Regions from separate parts of the Mus musculus genome. Here all the other regions are linked to region 2. A link is a loop called in an ENCODE intact Hi-C map of the cell type or tissue named here. Cell type or tissue: left cerebral cortex. All regions are shown on one strand. Links, peaks and the distances in the headings refer to the core of each region. The heading gives the core; the rest is flanking DNA.

The links. Peaks named below come from ENCODE experiments on the same cell type or tissue, not always from the same donor. Only the 100,000 strongest peaks of a DNase experiment are listed, where the experiment ranks them.
Region 1: a loop joins it to region 2, with 2.3 times the contacts of the local background. A loop is called at or near these places in 3 of 42 quality-filtered maps.
Region 3: a loop joins it to region 2, with 3 times the contacts of the local background. A loop is called at or near these places in 3 of 42 quality-filtered maps.

What each region holds. Positions count from the first base shown.
Region 1 is chr1:90,280,616-90,288,120 of GRCm38, forward strand. 2700003A03Rik (a long non-coding RNA gene) reads left to right here. Exons shown (of 4, transcript XR_003947931.1): 3 at 2,446-3,240. Among named protein-coding and RNA genes, the nearest start is that of 2700003A03Rik, 11 kb to the left of the region's middle. In left cerebral cortex, for the core only: no CTCF peak of the experiment used is centred there; DNase peaks (open chromatin) are centred at 3,067, 3,506, 3,843, 4,003 and 2 more places; H3K27ac peaks cover 1,620 bases.
Region 2 is chr1:90,216,964-90,224,468 of GRCm38, forward strand. No RefSeq gene overlaps it. Among named protein-coding and RNA genes, the nearest start is that of Ackr3, 17 kb to the left of the region's middle. In left cerebral cortex, for the core only: no CTCF peak of the experiment used is centred there; DNase peaks (open chromatin) are centred at 4,166, 4,626 and 5,293; H3K27ac peaks cover 995 bases.
Region 3 is chr1:90,271,881-90,279,385 of GRCm38, forward strand. 2700003A03Rik (a long non-coding RNA gene) reads left to right here and starts at 992. Exons shown (of 4, transcript XR_003947931.1): 1 at 992-2,025; 2 at 3,514-3,670. In left cerebral cortex, for the core only: no CTCF peak of the experiment used is centred there; DNase peaks (open chromatin) are centred at 1,471, 3,600 and 4,115; H3K27ac peaks cover 1,693 bases.

The DNA.
Region 1 (7,505 bases), core at 1,453-6,452, 64 kb after region 2:
TCAACTGTAACTTGGGATCAATGCTAACAGTACCCGATGGATGAAGCAGATGGACTGATGTCTACAAAGCTCTGAAGGCTGGTCCCAGCACATGGTTAATATTTTATTGGTTTACAGGTTAATATTGTGACTATAACTGAAGAGTCTTTTTCTGGAGAACCAATGAAAAGGATTCACAGTAAGATACCGCTATCTGGGGGACAGAGACAGGGCCCAGGAGGCTGGGATACTGGCAATGTCAGTGCAGGGCTGTGCAGGGATAATATGTACCATGGCCTTCCTCAGGGATGAGTAGGGGAGACAGGTATCATAGGGAAGTGTTTCTGGAAACGTCTTAAGACACCAGCCTGGGAAGGCTGCACTCCAGTTAAGTATGGGTCATGGTGGTAGAGATGCCACATGGCTTCCCTTTGCTTGGCACAGCAGGCTCCTGGAAACAGATCATTTATCAGGGAAAGGGTGTATAAGCCTTGTAGATGTGGCTTCCTCCTTATGGGACCCTCCTGACCTTGACAGGATCTGACGCTCCAGCACTCTGGACCTACATCTCTCTCAGTTGGGAGAGTGCCTTCCCAGTATGGCAGTGGTGCCAGAGAGGGGCCCAGCTAGAGTCCTACTGAGTACTAGAGTGTGTCCCAGCCAACCAGCCAGCCCACTTGATGTACAGGAGATGGCACTAGTGAGAGGCCTCCACCATCCAAGAAGTTGGCAAAGGCCAAAAGATGGGCTGAGGATTCCTGTCAGTTAGCAAGCCAGGAGCCAGTGTGAATCCATATCTGCCTCTCTAGCTGCAAGTCAGGATGAGTCGGAAAAGTAGCCTCTATCATCTCCAGACAGCTGGCATCTGATTCCTGGCCCAGACCATTACACTTCCCCAGAGTGGATATCACAGCAGAGGATGAGTTGGTATTACAGCCAACATCATGCACACTGGTGTATGGCAACTGTGGGACCAGGAAGGACATAGGAACAGTATTTGGTTATTTGCTTTCTAGACTCTACACAGCAAAGAGTAACCTATGAGGCTATGGGAGAACAGCAACAAAAACAACAGACTTGTAATAAACCAAACAGAGAGAAATGCAGTGCTGCAGAATCTAACCTGCAGTTAGGGAAAGTAAATGCCAGGCTGCAGAGAGGCTTCAGCCACTGAGAGTGGGAGCTGCTCTTGCAGAGGACCAGAGTTCAGTTCCAAGTCAAGTAGTTCATGATTGCCTGTGTCTTCAGCGCTAGGGACACCGACGCCCTCTTCTGGACTCAGAGGGCACATGCACTCACATGTGCACACACACCCATGGTCAAAGGTATACAAAAAGAATAAATAGAGGGAAAGGTAAGACTCAGTCCAGGAGACCTAGTCAAATGACACTCCGGTCATTCAGGACAGAGTAAAAACTACTGGGAAGATGAGTTACAGTTATGAGAGATAGTGGTGTCTTCTTCTATCCCATGGAAGGATGCCTCCCAGGTGGCGGGATGGAGTTGTGGTCTGCCCCGGCTTTAAAGTCCAAAACGAACAGCAGCTGCCAAACTCTCTGGGCTGACATTAATGCAAAAGGACATGCCAGAACTAAATAGTGGTGAGGATAATTCCTTGGCTTTTAAGAGATAAAAAAAAATAGTAAGGAGAATTCTGAATAATTAAATTATAGACAAGAGTCCGCTTACAGTCTACAAAGGAGAGGTCTTCTAACTTTCCCCGGGACATTTACAAAACCTGACTATATATTGAACTACTTAGAAATTTCAATAAATTCCTAAGACCAGAACATGCCATCTGAATTCTCTGACCACAGTACAATAAAACTAGAGTCCAATAATGGACGTATAAACAGGAAAGTGCGGCCACTGGAAAATTAAAACAAAGCAACACAAAACAAAACATTCCCGAGTAGATACAGGGTCAGAGATGCAATCGGGATCACAGTAATAAACAATCTGCGTGGATTTATGCAAGAGCTTGGTCCTGGTGATGATGGGTGTCGATTACAAGGGCCGGAGCAGGAAATGTAGGGGCTGTCTAAAACATCCAAGAAGGGGGGCTGAGTGGGAAGGATTCCACATGGCCATTCAAACATCTTTATGGGTGGGAAGAAGCTCATGACATTTCCAGTCAAAAAGCCAGATAAGCGAATTCATCTACTCAAACTGTGGCCACTGTCCACCTGGGAGTAGTAAAGAAACGTTCGCGTCTATTTACGTGTGGCTATGCATCTTTCTTTTGCTCTGGGATGTTTTGTACATTGTCTCGATGAGGATTAATTACGCACCCAAACAAACAAACATAGAAAGGGGCGGGTGTGGACAAGAGTAGGGATCTGACATATAGCAGTTGATTTCCCATGGGCAAAGGAAATGGGCTCTGAAGTCACTGTGTGGGGCTTTGACCAAATGGAATAGTTTATAAAAGCTATAGTAGCAACCGTGTTTATTTTCTCTGCGCAGGCCCTTGTTGACAGCTTTCACTGTTCAGACGGTGATCACAGGCGGATTGCTTGTGGGCCTCCGTTCCTGATTCCTGAGGTGAGCTGGCAATCTTCAGAAATACCGAGGCGTGTGTAAACAAGGTTATTGGTGACTGCAGGGTGAGACCGCCTACAACGCCCCCAAACACGCCTCAGTGCAGAATGTACTTGCAGAAATTTGGCTGGCAGTTCAGATCATTCAGACACCATCCTTGAAGCTTCATTACCAGGGTAGATGTGCATCAAAGACCCCGACTGAGGACACATCAGTGGACTCACCCAGTGGGAATTATCTCCTCCCCAAAGCTTCCAGTCCAGGGCTGGCTGCTCCGAGCTGGGCCAATCAATTTATCTCCTGATGCATGTCATTATCCTTTTGCATGTCTGTGCCAGAAAGTTTTGTAAATGTGAACCTGGCGAAGCGGAATCCTTTGCAAAGGAGAGTTGCAGGGAGCAACAAGGTCAATGTCAGGGAGGCAGAGGGTCGGTGACCACATGCTAAGAAGGGGTGGGGAGAGGTCCTCAGCTTTGCTGAATGCTCTGCCAGGGAGTAGCCCTTTGCCATTGAGACTCCCTGTTGAGACTTCTGGGATTCTGTTACAGGCAACTGAGTGATTTAACAACCAGGACAAATATACTGTGCTTGGAACGGAAAAAACCCCGACTTCTACATTTGGATTCTCAGAGCCGTGCTAACCAGATGTAAAATGCAGGGAGAGGCACCATGGTGATTGAGTTTTCATCTTTGAAACACAACAGCATGCCAATCTTCTATGTGAGTTGGAAACGGGTTTCTACAGAACAGGAAATAGGTACCACTGCGGGTTTACACAATTAAAAAAAAAAAAAAAAAAAAAAAAACATTTGCAGGACTTGGTGGCAATCAATACCCAGTTTGGGAAACCTGACTCTGAACTAGCAGCGCAAAACAACTGGAAGCATCCAGTGAAGAAATGGGGTACATGGGTGCAGCTGAAACCAAGGAGTGGTGACAGTTCCTAAGAAGAGATAAAGGGACAGGGAGTGCCTGGGAACGTCTGCCAGCACCACCACCTAGTGCAGCAGGGTTTGACAAAGACACAGACCGGCCATCCACTTACACTTGACTTTCAGATAAACATTACACTGTTTAGAATAAGCAAATGCTAAATATTTCAGGAAATACAGACATGCTCCTATGAGTTTTCCTTATGTACACATACATAAAATAAATAAAAATATAACAACAACAAGACCCCAACATAATCTAAGCCATTTCCAATTTTCCTTCACTTTTAGTCCTACACACTATCACCATAGTAACCATGACGATTGCCATAGTAACTGTGTTCCTTTCTGTTTTGCTGAGTTGATAATCTGAGTTAGCTAGTTCTCTCTTTACCTCTTAATACTCTTATCTCAAAAATGCCTCAGTTTTCACAAGTAACATTCATGGACTCACACCTCTCCCCCTTTAAGACATTCTTCACCTTCACAACTCTGTTTTCTCTGATTCCTTCTTGTCAAAACAGATCATTAGAAATGTGCTCCGGGCCAGGAGAATCGCAGTCCTGCCCATGTCTTGTGATTTGGCATTGCAAAGGGCTCCAGCACATCGTAGGCAGAACCCTCACAATCCTGCCTCTAAGTGGAGCCAGGAAATGTTCCCTAATGCCCATCAATTTCTGTAAGGAAGTAGGGAACAAGGTTTCCTGGCAGACTGCAGAGTAGAAACTTGAGTAAATGCTCTTCTGTGTCCAACCTAAGTAAATAACAACGTCAAATCTAGAAACACTCTCCAGGAAACCTGCTCAGTTTATGCATTAAAGACGAGATCTGTGTTGGCAAGATGGACCAGCTAGTAAAGGCTGCCATCAAACTCAACAGTCTGAGCTTGACCTGAAGGAACCACATGATAGAAGGAGAGAACCAAGTCCTATAAGTTGTCCTTTGGTCACACACATGCGCACATGTGCACATAAACACAATAGGTAAAAATAGTCATTGAAGCAACAATACCCCAAATTATCTAAGGCATTTCCAATTGTTCTTAGTGTTCAGGCCTACATGGTCACCATGGTAACCAGGCTCCTCTCTGAGATAACTGAAGGCCTAGGGTCTATCTCCCTGTGGGAACTTTGGCCCCTGTTTGTGTTACAAACCTTCATGTCAACAGCTCTAAGACACACCAGGATTACTTTATTCAAAGATTGCTTTGTCAACTGTTTTTCATTTCTTAATCCTGGCTTTTCTAACTCCGGGGTACTGCAACATCAGCTTGGACTGAGGCTGAGCACAGAGCTTATGCTGGGAACTGCCCTGCCCACTGCCCGGACTAATGATTGCACTGGGGACACATGCACCTCCAAGGAGAAGAGGAACGTGAAGGGAGACCTTGGCTTAGGGGTTGAGATGCAGCCTGTGCCTTCTGTTTCTCTGCGCTGCCCAAACCATCTGGACCAGGGATAGACACTTGGCTCCCCTGAATCCTGCTTGCTCTCTGACATAGGTATAAGATAATGAGTTGGCTAGCAGCCAGCATGCCTGTAAACCTCACCCCAGCCTGAAAACAGGGTTATTCTACCTCCTCTTCTTTGTATCTCAGGCCAGCCTTCCACCCAAATAAAATTCAGAGGTATAGTCAGCAGGACAAAATACACATCCCAGCTCCCCATCCGTCAGAACTCAGGTCTCTGCTGCTTCAGTCTGGTGAAAGGAGCCTCTGGGAAGGAGGCCTGCCAACTGAGTCCACAGCTGATGTTCTTGCTGGGTACACTTTCCAGGGTTATGCTCTGACCTATACTGGATTATAGAGGCTGGGCCTCTGGCCAGAAGATATAGGACACATGCCTGGGTTCAGCATCCAACGGAGGCACCCATTTTTCTAAAAGGTTGACAGGCTAGCCAGGGCTAGGATTCCCAGGCTGCAGCAGCGATGCACACGACGCTTGTCAGCTTTTTGTCAACTTGACACAAGCTACGGTCATCTGGAAAGAGAGAGGGAATTTCAATCGAGAAAATGTCTTCATTTTCACTGAAGGGGTAGGCTAGTCGCTGCAGGGCGTTTTCCTGATTGATGGTTGATACAGGAAGGTCCAGTCCAGTGTGAGCAGTGTTGCCTCCAGGCAGGCTGTCTTGGGAGGTAACGAAAGCAAACTATCCACGGAGAGCTAGCCAGGAATGGGGCGCTCCTCCAAGGCTTCTGCTTCAGTTCCTGCCTCCAGGTTCCTGCTCTGGCTTCTCTTCATGACAGACCGGAAGCTGTAGGATGAAATACCTCCCCCTCCCCCAGCACCTTTGATCGTGGGATTTATCACAGCAATAGAAAGCAAAACCCATCTTGCTTTAATCTGAGAAAGGTCTGCAACTTCCACAGATGCCTCTACTCGGTGACGTCCGTGACGTCTCAGGGCGGGACCTTCTGCAGTCCTTCCCAGAATTCCGCGCTGGAGCACCAGATGTGTTTTGGATTGGAGAGTGGGCACCTCATTTGAGGGCCTGGCTCACAGTGGGATACCCATGAGTTCGAGACCTAATCTTGTGGTTCTGGTGCATTCTGCGGCCCAGAACACAATCGTTCCTGAGATTCTCCGTGGAGTCCCGGAACAGCTGCCACAGAGGGAAGGCCCATGGGCACCTGCCCACTCTGTGCAACCCACACTCTGGCGACTCCTCGGGGGAATCATTTTGCCTGAGTTCACAGGTGACAGCCATGTAGGAGGTGGGCTAAACAGCTTGCTCGGGTTCATTGCTGCTGAGAAGCCTGGCGTTCTGTTCCCGGTGGCTCTCATAGGTGAAACCAGCATAGAACCTTCAGGAATCTGCGTATGGCACAGTGCCTGTGACTGGCACATGTTGAGAACAAATCTCTAGAAAATACCAGGGAAAGAGAAATCGCTGCAGGAAAGCCCCTGTTTCATTGGGTATTATTATCTGGATTTTATTTACTGTTATGGAGTAAGAGTACGAGGGTGGAGATCAGTTTTGAAAAGGAATTTTATTCTTGTCTCCATAACTCGAGGTGGGGGTGGGGTGGGGAGCGTCAACATAGAGACACCTGGATCTATAAGTTTCTGGGAAGCAAGGGCCTATAAAGTTACACTGACCTTGCTTCAAAACTGAGAAAAAGAAAAGGGAGAGGAAGAGGGAGAGGGAGAGGGAGAGGGAGAGGGAGAGGGAGAGGGAGAGGGAGAGGGAGAGGGAGAGGGAGAGGGAGAGGGAGAGGGAGAGGGAGAGGGAGAGGGAGAGGGAGAGGGAGAGGGAGAGGGAGAGGGAGAGGGAGAGGGAGAGGGAGAAAAAGAAAGAAAAAAGGGCAACTCATAAATCCTGCAGTTTAGGATGGGTGCCTCTCACAGGATGGGCGGGGCTCTGTTTAAACCACTAAAGGTACTTTGGCTTAAGCTTGCATCAGCGCTCAGGGGAGGGGTGAACAGGTGAGAAACTCAGGCACAGAGGAGAAACACCTGCTCAGGTCCTGCTTCCTGGTAACAAGGGGACTGAGATTTTGCTATGGGGACAGCTGTTTTCCAAACTTCGAAGAGATGTGCCACAGAAGTGAGACTTCTGCACTGTAGCCCCCAGAGTCTGATTCTGTATCCCTGTACAACTCGTCACAAGGACCCCAAAGGTCTTTCTGCGTGACTTTCATGCATTGGCAATCAGGTGCTACTTGGGGACCTCAGCACCACTCTGTGCTCATGCCTGGCCTGGCCACTCTCTCTGTGTGTCCCTGTTGCCAGATCCTGGCTGTCATACTGTTCCAGAATATTCTAGCTGGATTAAAAAGCCTGGGCTCACTCTGTAAGACCTCATGGAGAACATCATGAAGTGTCCCCCTCACTCAGCCACCTCTCTGAGTACTTCGTGTAAGATGGAGGTATCTGAATCCTGTCGGCTTTGGCTGTTGAAAAACTAGTTCTAGAAGTTCACACTAGTCAGAGGTTGTTTCACAATCATAAAGCTCACTCTTAATTCACTTAAGTCTTCTCCTCCTCCTTGAATGAGCCCCTTTTAAGTCTGAAATTAGACACTAAATGCAGGCTTCACATTTCATGTGTCCTT
Region 2 (7,505 bases), core at 1,394-6,393:
GGGTTTCAAGGGGTTCAAATGAGCAGAAACCCTCCCCCAACAGTAAATTCAAGGGGTAGGTGGAATGGGAGCAGGAGAGGTCTGTAGCTCCACCCTGTATTCAGTGGAAATACTCAACATAACTCACCTCTAGCTTTGAGCATCTGAAGGCTCGGTTGACCACAGAGGACCTTGTGCCTTGCCTAGAACACTGGCTAAGTCATAGGTGGCTGTACCTTGCTGGGGTGGGGAGGGGTCCTGGATAGTATTCTGTCCATGCTGATGCCTGATAAACCCTTTCTGCCTGGTTCACAGGCAGGTCCCCTGTGTTAGCCTTAGCCCAGTAGCTCCTGCTGCAAATTCACTGTTGCATGGAATCCTGGGGATGTTGGTGGGACTTGATCCTTTATAATTTCTTTCTCTTCCTTCCTTCCTTCCTTCCTTCCTTCCTTCCTTCCTTTCTTTCTTTCTTTCTTTCCTTTCTTTCCTTTCTCTCTCTCTCTCTCTCTCTCTCTCTCTCTCTCTCTCTCTCTCTCTCTCTCTCTCTCTCTCTTTCTTTCTTTCTTTTTCTCTGTGCCATGGGGTAGTCATCTAGCTATCTCCTCCTCTGAGATAAGAAGACAGAGCAAGGAGACTTGCCAGCCTGGGCCTTTTCACCAAGGACAATTTTTACTACATGCATCCCCAGCCCCCACCACTCCTGGCAAAGAGTTCTTGGTACATGTCAAGTCTGCTGTCTCCAGGATACAGGCACCACCTCTGTCTCAGGGATGGTGAAGTGACTGAGGTCTTTCTGTATTTCTACAAATCCCCTTCTTTGTCACCCTGGGGTTCCAAGACCTGCTATCTAGACTCCAAGTCTGGCCTTAGGCTTCTGCAGCACCTTTCCTGAGGGACTATGGGAGAACAGAGAATCAAGGGTGTAGAATGTGCTCAAGGGAAGGGCTCATCCCATAGCATGGAAAGAATATTCTGCCCCACTCTACATATGTGAGCATAGGGGAGGCAGAAGGAAGATTCTGAGGGGTGGATATGGTGCAGGACTTGGCGGGAAGAAGGATGCCAAGAGACCCTGATTTTCCTTAAATCTAGACTCCAGAGGCCCAGGAATTCTGTCACATGGTGTGCTAGCTAGTTTTATGTCAACTAGACACAAGCTAGAAGTCATTTTTTTGGAAGAAGGCACTTCAACTGAGAAAATGTTCCCACTAGACTGCCTTGTGGGCCAGCCTGTGGTACATTTTCTTGGTTTGTGACTGATATGCAAAAGCCCAGTTGACTATGGGTAGTGTCATCTCTGGGATGATGTCCCTGGGTTCTATAAGAAAGCAGACTGATCAAGCCATGGAGAGCAAGCTGGTAAGCACTCCTCTGTGGCTTCTGCTTTAGTTCCTGCCTCCAGGTTCCTGCCTTGAGTTCTTGTCCTAACTTCCCTCAGAGTTAGACTGTTGCCTGGAATTGGAAGCTGAAATGTACCCTTTTCACAGCAATAGGAGCCCTAACTGTGACACTTGGGACCCACTTACACGGCTTCCTTTGTGGAGGAGGGTAGATCTTTCAAAACATCAGCCTCCAGCCTCCAAAGTATGTAAGCCACTTGGTGCCTTACCAACCAGTGACACTTGGACTTTAGGAGGTGTATAGGGTGTGCCCCAGGGTCAGGAGAAAAGCAGCTTTTGCTTCCCCCGTGCTTCTTCCAGGGAGAGTGCGGGAGAGTGACCTTCACTCTCTGTCCCTGCACTGGTGAGGCAGACGTTTCCTGTACACCAGGCAGTGCTTGGTACTGCTGCCCACTGTGTCACTTGACGTGCTCCACCAGGCTTGACGCATTAACTACTTACCTTGAATGTGGCCTGGGCTTTCTGGAAATAAAGAATGATGGCTGACAGAGCCTTTGTCACCAAAGAACAAAGCCTAACCACTACACAGTGGCCTGTGGTCCTCTGAGGAGCCTCATGCAAGTGCCCATCCCAGCAACCAGGGGAGATCCACCCCAACACTCTCATGTTCACAGCTGTCAGAGGCAGGTTTAAAGCCATTGTTCCTGAGGCTTCTTGGGGCCTCTCTTAGAAGCAGCTGAAGGTGTCTGTTTTATTTAGTAGGACTGGGGAATTCTGCCTTCTGGGCCTCTCCCTGGGGGCACTCTGTAATGGGTGGGTCCTAGAGACACCCATCTAAGCCAAAAATGATGCCTTTGAGCTTGGGAGAAACACAAAGATCTATGGACCTGTATAGGATGGGGTGGGGTGAGAATTATCCATGGGGAGAGTAGCAATGAGACCCCAAGGTACCTACTTGGGGAGCAGAGTCTCACTTTTGAGCTCTATACTGCTTCTTTGTGGATTTTAGTCCGTCTAGAGTGATGGGTCCAGGCGGGCCCAGTACTTCAAAAGACCATTCCTATGCCTCCAAAACTCTTCCATCCCTCTCAGCCTAGATCTTCAAGCAAAGTTTCTTCTGCTCAGCCTTGGTGGGTGACGCCTTCCCACAACCCCTTCAAGCCCCCCACCCCACAGTCTTGATTCCAGAGATAGACCATGCACACATGGTATGAGACAAGTTTGAGCAAGTTCTGAGGGGGCATTGCTGTCCCTGTACAATATGACTTTGCAGTGTTTCATTGCATTTGGGGTATCTGGGTCAGCTGTGGGTCAACCCTTCTAAGAATATTTACTTCCCATACTCTGACTCTCATGCCCTCGCACACTTGAAAACATATGGCCGCAGAAGGACATGACTGGACTTGCTACTGCTCCTGCACCAACACACGCGCAGACATGGTTTCCGATATCATGTTTGGGATGAGCCAAATGATTTGAGGTTCATCTTCTAGAAGGCGCTGGTCCTACCATGGTGGGGGCAAGCCCTGGGAGTAGCCCAAAGAGCTGTCACTGGTTACCATGCAGGGAACTGGGAAAGGCTTTAACTCTGCTGAGCCCCAGTTGCTCTTCTGTGTGATAAGCCTTGTCCCAAATGGTAACTGTGTGATGATCAAACCACAGGGTCCTTGCAGAGGGCTTGTCACAGAACACTCAGAAGACAACAGCTGGCCCATCTTCAGGCTCTGGACAATATTTATTCTTTCTTTTTTTCTTTCATAATAAAGCATTTCAGAGTGAGGTGAAAGATTTGCCTTTGGGGCTCATCTGCCTTAGTTGTGGCTTTCTCCTGAGGCAACTGTCCTAAGATACACTTGACAATGCCGTAATGCACAGACATTTGTGTGTGTGTGTGTGTGTGTGTGTGTGTGTGTGTGTGTGTGTATGAGAGAGGGAGAGGGAGAGGGGGAGAGTGAGAGAGGGAGGGAGAGGAAGAGAGGGAGGGAGAGTGAGAGAGAGTGAGAGAGAGGGTGAGAGAGAGAGAGAGAGAGAGAGAGAGAGAGAGAGAGAGAGATGAGAAAACTAGCATGTCATGAGTTGAGGCTAAGCACACAGTACTGCCACAAAACAATGAAGCACCAGGCCCCAGTCATCAATGAATGGTAACGAGGAGAGCCTGGGGTTTATCTAGGACTTGAAACTCCAGGATACCAATTATCTCTTTAGCAGGGCCTCTGACAAGTCCCATGCTGGGCTCTGTGTCTGCCTCGCCACTGGAGTGCCCGGAACACCACCAGCCGGCTGCACAGGGGAGGAAGAACTCTGTCCGTAATGGGAGTCCTCAGTCTGTGTTTTCCCAGAGTGGGAAGCAGTGGAGCCTCGGACGATTGCTGTGGTTGCGAGGCTCCCGCATACCCAGGCACTGCTGGTGTACCACTGGGAGTTAGGAATAGGGCTCTCCAGTCTGTGCTTCCTCTCAGGGCCACACAGGAAGGGAAAGGCAGAGCCCAAGGTGAGGGAAGAACCAGGTTTGATTCTGAGTGAGTGCTCAGAGTACAGAGGGGCTGGAAGGGAGAAGGCCTTCTCAGGAGATCTAGAAGATCTGTTTACCCTGAAGGCTTCTCTTCTCCCTATCCCACATCCCAGGCGATCTTTAATGAAGAGAGAGTCTTCGCTTGTTCATACTGCTTTATATATGGCAGTTGTGAATGCATATTCCTCACTTAGGGTGAACCAGGGATTAAATGCCTTTGCAGGAAGGGATGCCCAGGAAGGGAGCTCATTGGCTGAACACTGGGGCCTATCTAGATACCTCATTAGCATGGAGAACTCTAGGTTTCTATGCCACGTGACTGGTTGCCATGGTTCTCAGTGGGGTGTCAGTAGTTATATTCCAGAGCAGGTAGGGGCAGGCAGTCTCAATTCTGAGATTCACCAGGGTCTGAGCTTTCAACCTTACCAGCTCTTCTTCTGTCTCGTGGTATGGCCCTCAAGACCCACAGCGCTGGGCTGGGAAACGCACCTAAAGGGGGCCAACAGAGTCACAGATTGTCCTATGACCCTCTCCCATGCATAATAAGCAAGTGTAAAAATAAACAAATAAACACATAGCCCTGGAAAGAACATAGTCAGTGGATAGGGGCCCACAGGACAGCACTAGGTCTGGGAGATCTACACCATTGGCTTCATTTAAGCTCCGTGAGGTGCGTATATTTCTCATACTACCTCCCACTTTCTGAGAGGATTACTGGTGAGCATGAAACACAGCATACCTGTGAGTCAATGCAGCTGAATGACCAGAGTGGGATGCATTTGGAAAACCGCTCAGGGCCACACTAATGTTCTTAGAGATTTCCTGAGCTCTCGACCCCCCTCCCTAGCCCCTATGATTCATCTTCCTGTCACTGGAAGTGGAGATGCTCTGAGATTCTGTCACCAGCGTAGAAATGGATGGCCCCTTGGTGAAACCCATGCTTTCGAGCTTGCTGGATGTCTGCTACAAGTGTCTGGTCACCTGGCTTTCTCTAAGACGCCATTCACACAGTCCTTTACTCGTGTTCCACACTGCCTCGGCGTCTGTTTCTGAGGGTTCTGATTCACAGCGTCTGAGATTCATGGACCCAGGGCAGGATCCTGTATAAAGGTGGTCATGGTTGTCTGTGTGGTATGTGAAAAGTGAGGTACGGCTTTGGAGTCTGTGTGCTTTCATATGCTGATGACACTTCATGTAGGATTCTGAACGGCTGCCACTCAGGGCAGTTTTTCCTACAGGCTGAGGGGTGTGGCCTAGGGGACTTCTCAGCCATTTGTCACAACAGAACGTCCAGAAGCATCTGCATTTCCATAGTTATTTCCGGAACAAACCTGATTAAAACCATTTCCTAGGTAGGTCAGTGTCTTCCCTTGAACAGTTTTCACAAGAAAAGGCAGAGAGAAAGTCGTTGGGGCGATGGCATTAAATCTGCTTGGGTGACTCAGAATGTATGTTGGCACGGCAACGCGCCATGTGGCGGGCAGCAGACGTGTCTTGTTGGTGGCGGTGGCGTGTCTGAAGAGGCCTGGCTTCAGCAAGCCGTGCACAATTTGCTTCCTCTTTTTGCCTTTCATACGAAAGCGTTTGAAGTTATCTTTTCATTCCTTTCCACGGGGCCGTAATCAATAGGAAGAAAGCATTAAAGGTTCCCCCCACCGTCACATTTCTCAGGGTCCTTGTTGAAAGTGCAGGCTGCGTTCTGCAATGTGCTGTAATGAGAATTTGAATTTCGTGTGGCGCGTGAAGTGTAAATGAAAAATCGCCAGTCGCCCAGCTGTGCAGCCCGAGAAATGTCTTTGCTGACGATTTATTCTGCACTTGTTCCTGTTCATTCATTCATCCGTCCATACATTCGCTCATTCAATCATTAGTTGGACAGGCTTTATGGCACACCACTGTTGGCTGCACAATGAGCATGTCTTTTAAAGAGCAGCAATGGAACCACTGCGGTTCCTTTAGAGATGCTCTCAGCCTGCAGTGGTGATGGGCAATGAGACTTGGCGAGCGCATCAAGGCGAGGGGCATCCTGGAGTCTTAGCGGAGAGGAAGGCGTGGTCCTTTAGATCAGAGAAACAGGGAAGGCTTACAGAGAAGGAATCCTGCTGATGGCCAGAACTGCAGGGCAGGCCCAGGGACAAAGCTTGGACCTTAAGCCTCAGCTCCCAGGATGCCGTCACTTTTAACTGTTCTTTTGGGGGAAAGTGAAGGGGTCTGTCTGAAGAGAACTAATGAATACTAAGACTGTCAGTTCCTGTGTGGTGGCTTATCCTTACACAGAATTCAAAGGTCACAGTGTTCCCTCTCTCTGGACAGAAAAAACGAAGCCCAGGATAGGAAAACGAAAGAGAACACAGAGAAGCCTGAGGCTTCCTGGGTGGATGGTTTCAGCCCTGCACATCCTGGGACTTTGTCCTCCTGGCTCCTTATGAAGTAGGGATGTGCCCAAAGTTCATGGTTCCATGGGAATCCAAACTTGCCTTGCCTTGGCTGATATCTTTAATTCCCCTAGAGTTTCAAGACAGCTATGGTTTCTCATTCAGTAAAGCCCCTCTGATGAGGTCAGTGTTCCACATATGTTGTTCCTTGAGTCTGTTATGTTTGCACTGGCATCTGAGGTGTGGGCTGCGGTGGGGGAAGCAGAGAAAGGCATAAGACGGTGGCTCCTTGGTTACTCTCTCAGGATGGGGACAGCGTTAAAGCCGTTTCAAAGGGGATAGTGTAGCTTCTTACTTGTATGTGTGTGTGTGTGTGTGTGTGTGTGTGTGTGTGTGATGTTATATGTATATTGTGTGTATGGTATATGTGGGGTGTGAGTATACATGAACCTAGTACTGTGTTATGTATAACTAATATGTATGGTGTTTACGTGGACTGTTGCATGAGGATTGTATATGTATGAGAAGTGTTTGCATGTGTCTTAGTTAGGGTTTTACTGCTATGAACAGACACCATGACCAAGGCAACTCTTATAAAAACATTTATTTGGGGCTGGCTTACAGGTTCAGAGGTTCAGTCTGTTATCATCAAGTCAGGAACATGGCAGCATCCAGGCAGGCATGGTGCAGGTGGAGCTGAGAGTTCTACATCTTCATCTGAAGGCTGCTAACAGAATACTGGCTTTCAGGCAGCTAGGATGAGGGTCTTAAAGCCTACCCCCACAGTGACACACCTACTCGAACAAGGTCACACCTCCAAATAGTGCCACTCCGTGGGGTCAGGTATATATACACATATATACTAGCATGTAAATGCTGTATGGTGTGTTGTGTATGTATAGTCTCTATCCTGTGTATATAGTGTCTCCTGGCTGGCCTATTTTGTATGATGGTAAGCTCTGTGTGTATTGTCTTGTGTACATGGTGTGACGGAGCATGCTGTATGTATGACTCTGGTGTCCTGCTTTGACAGATGTCCTGGCTCTGAGGCTGAGAGCCAGTGCAGGCCTGTACAACTCTAGCTTTGTGTTTCTTCAGGCTTCTGCTCTGCCAGGGAAGCTCACGCTGTCCAATCTGTCCTTGCAGGGGTCAGCATGATGCTAGTGACTGTCACAGTTGAGCTCCGTCCCCCTTCTTTCTCTGCTTGCTTTTCCCTTCTGTACCTTGTGAAACATACGGCAGAAGGAAGCATCACTTCCCTGGAAATACATGGCTACGCCCTATGCTTCACTGGTCATA
Region 3 (7,505 bases), core at 1,332-6,331, 55 kb after region 2:
AGTGAGCACCCTCTATAGTTGAATCCTCACCATGTCAAAGTTTGAATTACTCACTGGAGGAGAACACCAGCTCTTTCTTGTTTTAAAATCTCCCCTCTGCCTTCAGTGGCTCCACAGAGAGAATCTAGCAGATAGTTTAGGGAAAGGTAGCAGATTCATGGACTCACCAAAGGGTGGAACCTCCATTAAAGGTGACCCAGTGAGACATCTGTCCCAGTGGGTCTCAGCCAGGGGTGACTGTCTCCACACATCTCCTAGTTGATTCCAGTTCTGATCAAGTGGACAGCCAATTCTAACCTTCACCTTAGAACATAGCTAAAAAGCCTATTATACAGAAAGATGAGGTCGTGCATTTAGTGAGGAGGGTAATGTTATCAGAGGGGAGGGGGCTGAGAACTTCAAGGGACAGAGGCCCATGTCTGCAAGAGGTCTACTTTGAGGCTTGCTGTTCAGTATGGTGACTGTAGCCCACGATAATGTCCATGACAATGTGAACATAGCAGTAACCATGAGTGGGGCTGGGGAGAAGCTTGGTGGTTAAAAGCACTGTCTGAAGAGTCACGAGGACTGGTGTTTGGCCCCTAACACCTGCATGGCCAGCTGGGCATCCAACACTTGTTTGTAACCCAGCTTTTTGAGGGGATGGAGACAAGATCTCTGTCTTTCAGACACTGGAAGAAAATGTAAATTCCAGGTCCCAAAAGAGACTTTGTCTCAAGGGACTAGGTGCAGAGTGATGAAGGAGGACAGCCAGCGCCCTCTTCTGGCCACCACGGGAACATGCACACACGTATCTGTGCACACACCCGGAGAGATTCAGGCACACACAGATACATAAACATTAAAACAGATTGTCTATCACCAACAAGTGCTAGGCCAGGTGTGATGGGTGTGTTAAAGCAGTTGCCACATCACTGCATGGTACCCATAAGGAGAAACAGCCCTTTGCGGTCTATAAATATATAGTCACAATATGTCAACCACAAGTAGCATTAACGGTACAAAAATCACACATGATTCTCTCATCATTCGTGTCCATACTAATCACATGTGGAAATACTACTTTGGATATGAAGGATAAAGCACTCCTTCAGAGTCTACACTCTGCTACTTCTGTCTCCAGCCTCCTGCTGGTTCCTGTTCTGGGGCTAGTTAATTCCCTGGCCTCCAGACATTCACACTGTGCTGGGAGCATGGTTTTAGGCGCTCCTCATGGTCAGCGGGCATTGGGGTCCTGCCAGGGAGACAGAGGAGCAGAGCCAGGCGTGAATCTCCTGGATCCTGGGAAGAGCTTATGCTGAGGCATGTGGAGGGATGAATGAGCTCTTGGGGACTGTCATTACCAGCTCTCCGAGAAACTGGATTGCCTGCAATAAAAATCTCCAACATCCTGCTTCAGGGCTGGGGTCTCATGGGGAGCTCTTGACACGGTGCCCAAACCACAGCCTTAATCACCGAGGCACGTGGCTCACACTTGCATGGATGTGTGGACGTGGGCCTCTCTTCGGGCTGGAAACTCGGAGCAGCTTCGCTCTGGAGAAACGGATCTCTCGCTCTCTTTCCTCCACCCACATGTCAGCAAAGGCTTTACTTAAGCAAATGCCACCTGCCCCAGCCCGGACACTTGTCTGCACCACAGAGGCCCGTGCTGAGTGCCAGCAACTCAGGCCTGTTTTCTCTGAGGGGGCCGGACCCTGGAATGTTGACACCCCGTGGTTGTTGCTGTAATGATAATGCTCTACATTAATAACACACCTCTCAGCCAGATGGGTTCCTGAGTGCCCTACAGGCTGTGACAAGTAACCATCCTGAGTTCCAACAATTTACTGTGCCCACCAGGGCTCATGGCTCCTGGATGAGTCACAGGCTTTTGTCCACATGCAGAAATGAGGCTGGATTGGCCAAGGGGAGAGCAAAGCAAAGGAACTGACCAAGGCCTGACTGGGAGGATGTGAGGACCATGGTCACTGTGCCATCAAGGACCAGAGTAATGAGCCAGAAGCAGTGGTAAGGAGTAGGGGACAGGTCAGTGAAAAGATCCTGTCTAATAATTTAAAACTGCAAAGCCATGCAGGACTCTAACTTAGAAACAGAAAGAAGTCAGATGTAGAGGGCCATGCCTGTAATTCTGGCACTGGGGAGGCTTTAGCAGGAGGACTGCCACAAGTTGAAGGCTATCTTGAATTAGATAAAGTTCTAGGCCAGCCTGGGCTATAGAATGAGAACTTGAGATCTTAAACTCTTGTCCCCTCTGCCCCCAAATAAAAGGGAAGAAAAGAATGGAAGGGAGGGAGGGAGGGAGGGAGGGAGGGAGGGAGGGAGGGAGGAAAGAGACAAGGACAAGAAGAAGGAAGTGAAGGAGAGAGGTTTCTAGTCTGAGGGCAGAAACCACAAGTCTGAGGGCAGAGACTACAAGTCTGAGGGCAGAGGCTACAAGTCTAAGGGCAGAAGCTACAAGTCTGAGGGCAAAAGCTGCAAGGGCCAGAGCTGGTTCCAAGGTTCAGCCCTGGGATCTGATGACAATGGGATGGGGCCCCTCATGTTTTGGGGAATTAAACCCTTGGGAATCCATCAACCCTTTGGTACTTTGAGCTTCTGGATCCAAGCTTGCTTGAGTGAAGCTGAACCACAGGATAGATGCAGCCTGGGAAGATAGAAAGCAGCTACTGGGGCATTGGATCCCATGGAACTGGAGTGCTGGTGGCTGTAAGCCACAGTGTGGGTGCTGGGAAATGAACTTGTCCTTTGGAAGGGTGGCCTCTGGAGCTATCTCTCCAGCTCCAGTAGGAAAAATCTTAAAATTGAAACCCGCAAAATTCTTCTATGACCCCAAGTAGACACACGAGCCCCTCGAGCTTTCCCCCTGCCTCGTATGTGGCTGTATCTGGGTGCTTCTTCCAGGTGTCTGTCACAGAGCTTGTCTGCCTTTCCCAGGATTATTTCAACCAACTTCCAAAGGGCTATCTAACTTTAATTTTTTAAAAAATGATAGTTCTTAACTCCCCCTTTAGCCCACCACCCACCAGAGGTAGTGGAAAAGAAAGGATACAGGGGAAGTGGACCTGGTTAGCCAGTTTGTTTTTTTTGTTTGTTTGTTTTTTGTTTTTGTTTTTTGGTTTTTTTTGAGCAGCTTCCATCTGTGTTGTCTGGAAATCAGCAGTTTAGTTTACAGGTTATTTAGTAGCAGCTCGGTCTACTGGTAAACATTTTATGGATATATCAGTAGTCCAGTTTGGTAGAGTTGGGACAGTAAACATGACTCAGCAATGGTGGCATGACCCAGCAGAGACAGCCAGGCCTCAGTGTCGGCACGAGTCAGCAGGAAGGACTAGGAAGGTCATCAGAAGAAGTTCTTAGCTGTGCCTCTCAGCAAACATCAGCAAAGTCGAGAGCCCCATAAGCTGTTGCATAGTTAGTTCCACAAGTAAGCCAAGCTCAGTCTCTGTCACTGTCTATCAAGTTTTATTCGTGTTATCTCTAAATTTCATGTGTTCTCCATGGATCTTTCCCTAGCACGTGACTCGGCACCTGCATCTATCTCAGCTGACATCACTCTGTCAATGAGCCTGTCCTCGGAAGCTGCAAGTAGCTATAGCACAGTACCAGAAGTTTTTTTTGGCATTTCTCTCTATGGAGTTCCAACAGATGGAGCTCAGCTGCGCAATGTAAGGTGGGCCAATACATAAATGTCCTTAGCAAAGAATCTTTCATCATGTGTCCTTTCATGTGCTTGCTTTAGTAAAACATCCTTTCACCTGTGTCTGCTTCAATGAAATGGTCCTTCATAAGTCTGCCTTAGTCTTTCACCTGTGTCCACTTCAGGAAAACACTCCCTTACATGTTTGCCCCAGCAAAACACCATCCAACACAACCGACTTTCCAAAAAAACCCTTACATTTCCACTTCAGTGCTGAGTGAGGATGTGGGCAGGACCTAGGGGGAGCAGCCACACTTTGGGCTGCTGAGGATGGGGTGGGGGGCAGCTTCTCACCTATGCTGAGTAGGAAGCAGGAGGCATCTGGAATTTGCTCTGGCTGGAGTGCAGAGGGTGTAAGATGCTCAACAGATGGCACACCCTGAGCTGCTGGTGGTGAGTAGGCTAGGCGAGAAGACGCAAACATACTTCGAAGCCTGAGGATCTGCCTGCCGGTAACATGGTGGCGCCATCTTGGGATGAGTCACGTACATTCCGACATGGAGGGGGTGAACAGTCTGCTGGTGTCATGGGAGAGGGAGGAGTGGTGAAATTTTCAGCTGCCAAGCTGGTGTTTGAAATGGAAATGGCCCAGCTGTGCAGATGATGAACCGAAGGATGCTCCTGGTAGTTTCTTTTTAACGGCATGAAGGCAGGTCAAACAACAGCAGGGCATTTTAGCTCTTTCACATGAGCTGGAGCATGAGGAAGATCTTGGCAACTAGTCCGAACTCTGCCTGCTAGCGGGCGGAGGTCCTTTGCAGCCTGCTGGGCAGGGTGTGGCTAGACTTCGGAAGTTTGTTTCTTGTATGGGAGCTTTGCTCTTCTTCAGGATGAACCGAACTGAATAAAAGCAGGAAGCGTGTAGGTGATTTGACTTCTCATTCAACAGACCTAGTAGTACCCAGGTAATGGCAAGCAAGCATACCCCTCCGGCCTTGAGGATGGGGTGCCCTTAGTCACCTTCAAAGTACAGGGGTGTGGGCAGTGGACCTATGCTGTCAGTGTGCAGTGCTAAAGTTTACTCCATGTGTGTTCTCTGCACAAGTCCACATACGTGTGGGTCTATACGTGTTTAGTGTGCACACGTGCAAATATGAGTGCATCTGTATTAGTATATGTGTGTTGTGTGTATGGCTGTTGACAGCAATTCCTGCTTCAACTCACCACTCCAAGGAGGAACACATGCCTGGGTTTCCTCTCCATATTGCTCAGGAGTTCAGGCCCAGCTAAAGACAGGCACACCTTGACCCTGACACTGGTAAGGAGCAGGAGGAAATGGGTGAGTAGCATCTACTACAGGAATAGTCTCACCCATGGTGGAAAGGAGGTGAGGCTGAGGTAGTTTCTTTAAGAGCCCAGGGAAATTCAGAGGATAAGATTCTCTTAGGAACGCTTGGCTCATCCAAGGAAGAGACTGGCCCTCAGGAGTTTGTGACTTGCACAGGGTGTTGTGGGATCACTGGGCTCTGGAATAAGCTGTCACTGATGCTAGTGCCTGACCTAGCTCCAATGGACAAGGAGCTCTGCTGACTGGCAGCACTTTCTACCCAAGGCCTGTGCCATTTTGTGCAGAGAATCCTGCATGAGACCAAGGGTGCTGAGGGGACTTCTGCATATAGTGACCGGAGAAACTTCTGGCTGCCAGCGGGGCCTAGTGCTAAGGATTGTAGGCATACAACCTCACTGGTCCCCATAGAGCCCTCCAGGCACACTGTAACACGACTAGCCTTTAGAGCTGTTCCCACTTCACCATAAGCCAGTTCTCCTGGGGCAAGTCCCAGGCCTAACAAGGCCCTCCTCTTCTCTGCTGTTTGTAGTGGAGGCCACTCAGCCCTCTCCCACGTCCCTTTCCATAGGGCAGTAGCAATGCCTGGCCAGAGCCTAGGCCAACTTCAGAACTCAGAATGTATGCCCACAGTTCCCCAGTGGCAGTAGCTTCCTGAATGCGCCTATGTCTGACAGACACTACCTCAAGAGGGGTTGTTTATGTCGCCTTTCTCCTCAGAGTCTGAAGTAGCTTTCCTGGAAGCCATTCAGCATGAGACACATGCTCCTAGCTCCTAGCTCTGCAGTCATGCCTGCTCTTCTGAGGCACTGGCTGGTGGCCGCGGAGGGCACCGACTATGCAGCTGGTCTGTTTACATCAGTGTATCCAATGCCCGCCTCTTCCTCAGGCCCAGTCAGATGCTGCTAATTTTCCGTTCTGGTCTCAGCAGATCCTGATGGCCTTGTCATTTGTGGAAAGAGTGTGTTTGAAGCCCCCCCCCGCCCCCCATGCCCATGTGCTGCTTTATTGGATAATATTCTATTCATCCCCCGTTTATGTCTCCAGAAAATATGCAACTCATTTAGTGTAGAAGGCTCTCTCAGCAACCACTGTCCATCGCTGGCAGATTGAATATCGCGCTAAACATATCTCGGACACACCCTAAGCGCTTGCTTGAATGTGGTCATCTGGGAGACGTGCTGAATCTAAACCCTGGCACACACGATGAAGTCTGTTGCTGAAAACACCCGGGGGCACCTGCCAGCATGCAGTCACTTTCCTTTTCCTGTAAGAGGGTGATGGGAAACTCAGACACCAGGCTGATTGGAAACTCAGTCTTTCCCAATCAGTTTTTCCCCCGGGGCTCAGGGTCTGACTGTCAGTTTGGGGCTGTTTCCAGGGATGTGCTATTTTGTCCATAGTTTTATGTGTAACGCCTTTTAAAACGTGGCTGTTTGTAGATGACTGTTTTGTAGACCAGGAAATGGAAATATGGGTAGTTTGACTCGTGGCTGTGGAGATGGCTCAATCACGTAAGAAAGAGAATGAGATTGTGTGTCCCAGGACTCCTGTGAAAAAGCCTAGCCTGGTGGCAGAGGCTTGCGACCTCAGCAGTGGGAGGCAGGGACAGCTAGATCCCTAGGACTTGCTGGCCAACCATTCCAGCCTGACCACTGAGCTCCAGATTCAGTGAGAGACTGGGGGGCACCTGAGAAATGATGCCCAATCTTGACTCTGGCTTACATATGCATACACTCATGTGCACACACAGGCTTATACCAAAAAAAAAAAAAATGACCCAAGTGAGGCCTGTATCCAGAAACTTCACCTCCAGCTCTAGGGGGCACCTTCTGTGTTTTCCTCTCTCTCTTGCCTGATCTCTTGACATCCACTGAATGTTGGCTTCCTGTTGTTTCTTCATGAAAACGCCACGTCAAAGCAACATTTCCAACTCTGCAATTTCAATCTTCTGTTCAACTCCAGGAAAACCACGATTCCCTTATAAGATGCCAGGCTTAAAACACATCTAATTTGATTGCAGGTGTAGATGTCTCTGATCAGAGATGATATCTCTGCCCCACAGAGGTGGCGGAGCACTACCATAGCTTTTGCCTTGTGAGTTAAAACAGGAGAGCCTTGCTTTCCGCCCATCAATCAGTAGATTGGTTTGGTGACCTTTAAGCCAATTTGCCTTCGCTAAATCCATTGTAGAAAAATGCAAAGAGGCTTTCTTTTGGGTCCTTATTTTTATTTTGTAATTTTTGTTTTCCCCCTCTCGTGCGGCCATTTAGAGCCTGGAACGAATGCATGAAGATATGGAAGCCTAGTGGAGCAGTTGCCTTCACAATGGCTCCTTTCATGCTGCCTCCAGAGACTTCTATTCATGCGTCATGATGCCAAGTTCTGGCAAATAAGCCAAGCTGGATTAAGTTACAGCCAAGTATGTTGACTTTACCCATTCAATTTATTCTTGGCAAACTTCAGAGGGTATTTATAATAAAGTCCCATTTCGAACATTCGAGGGCCCCAGCGGAGTTCTAA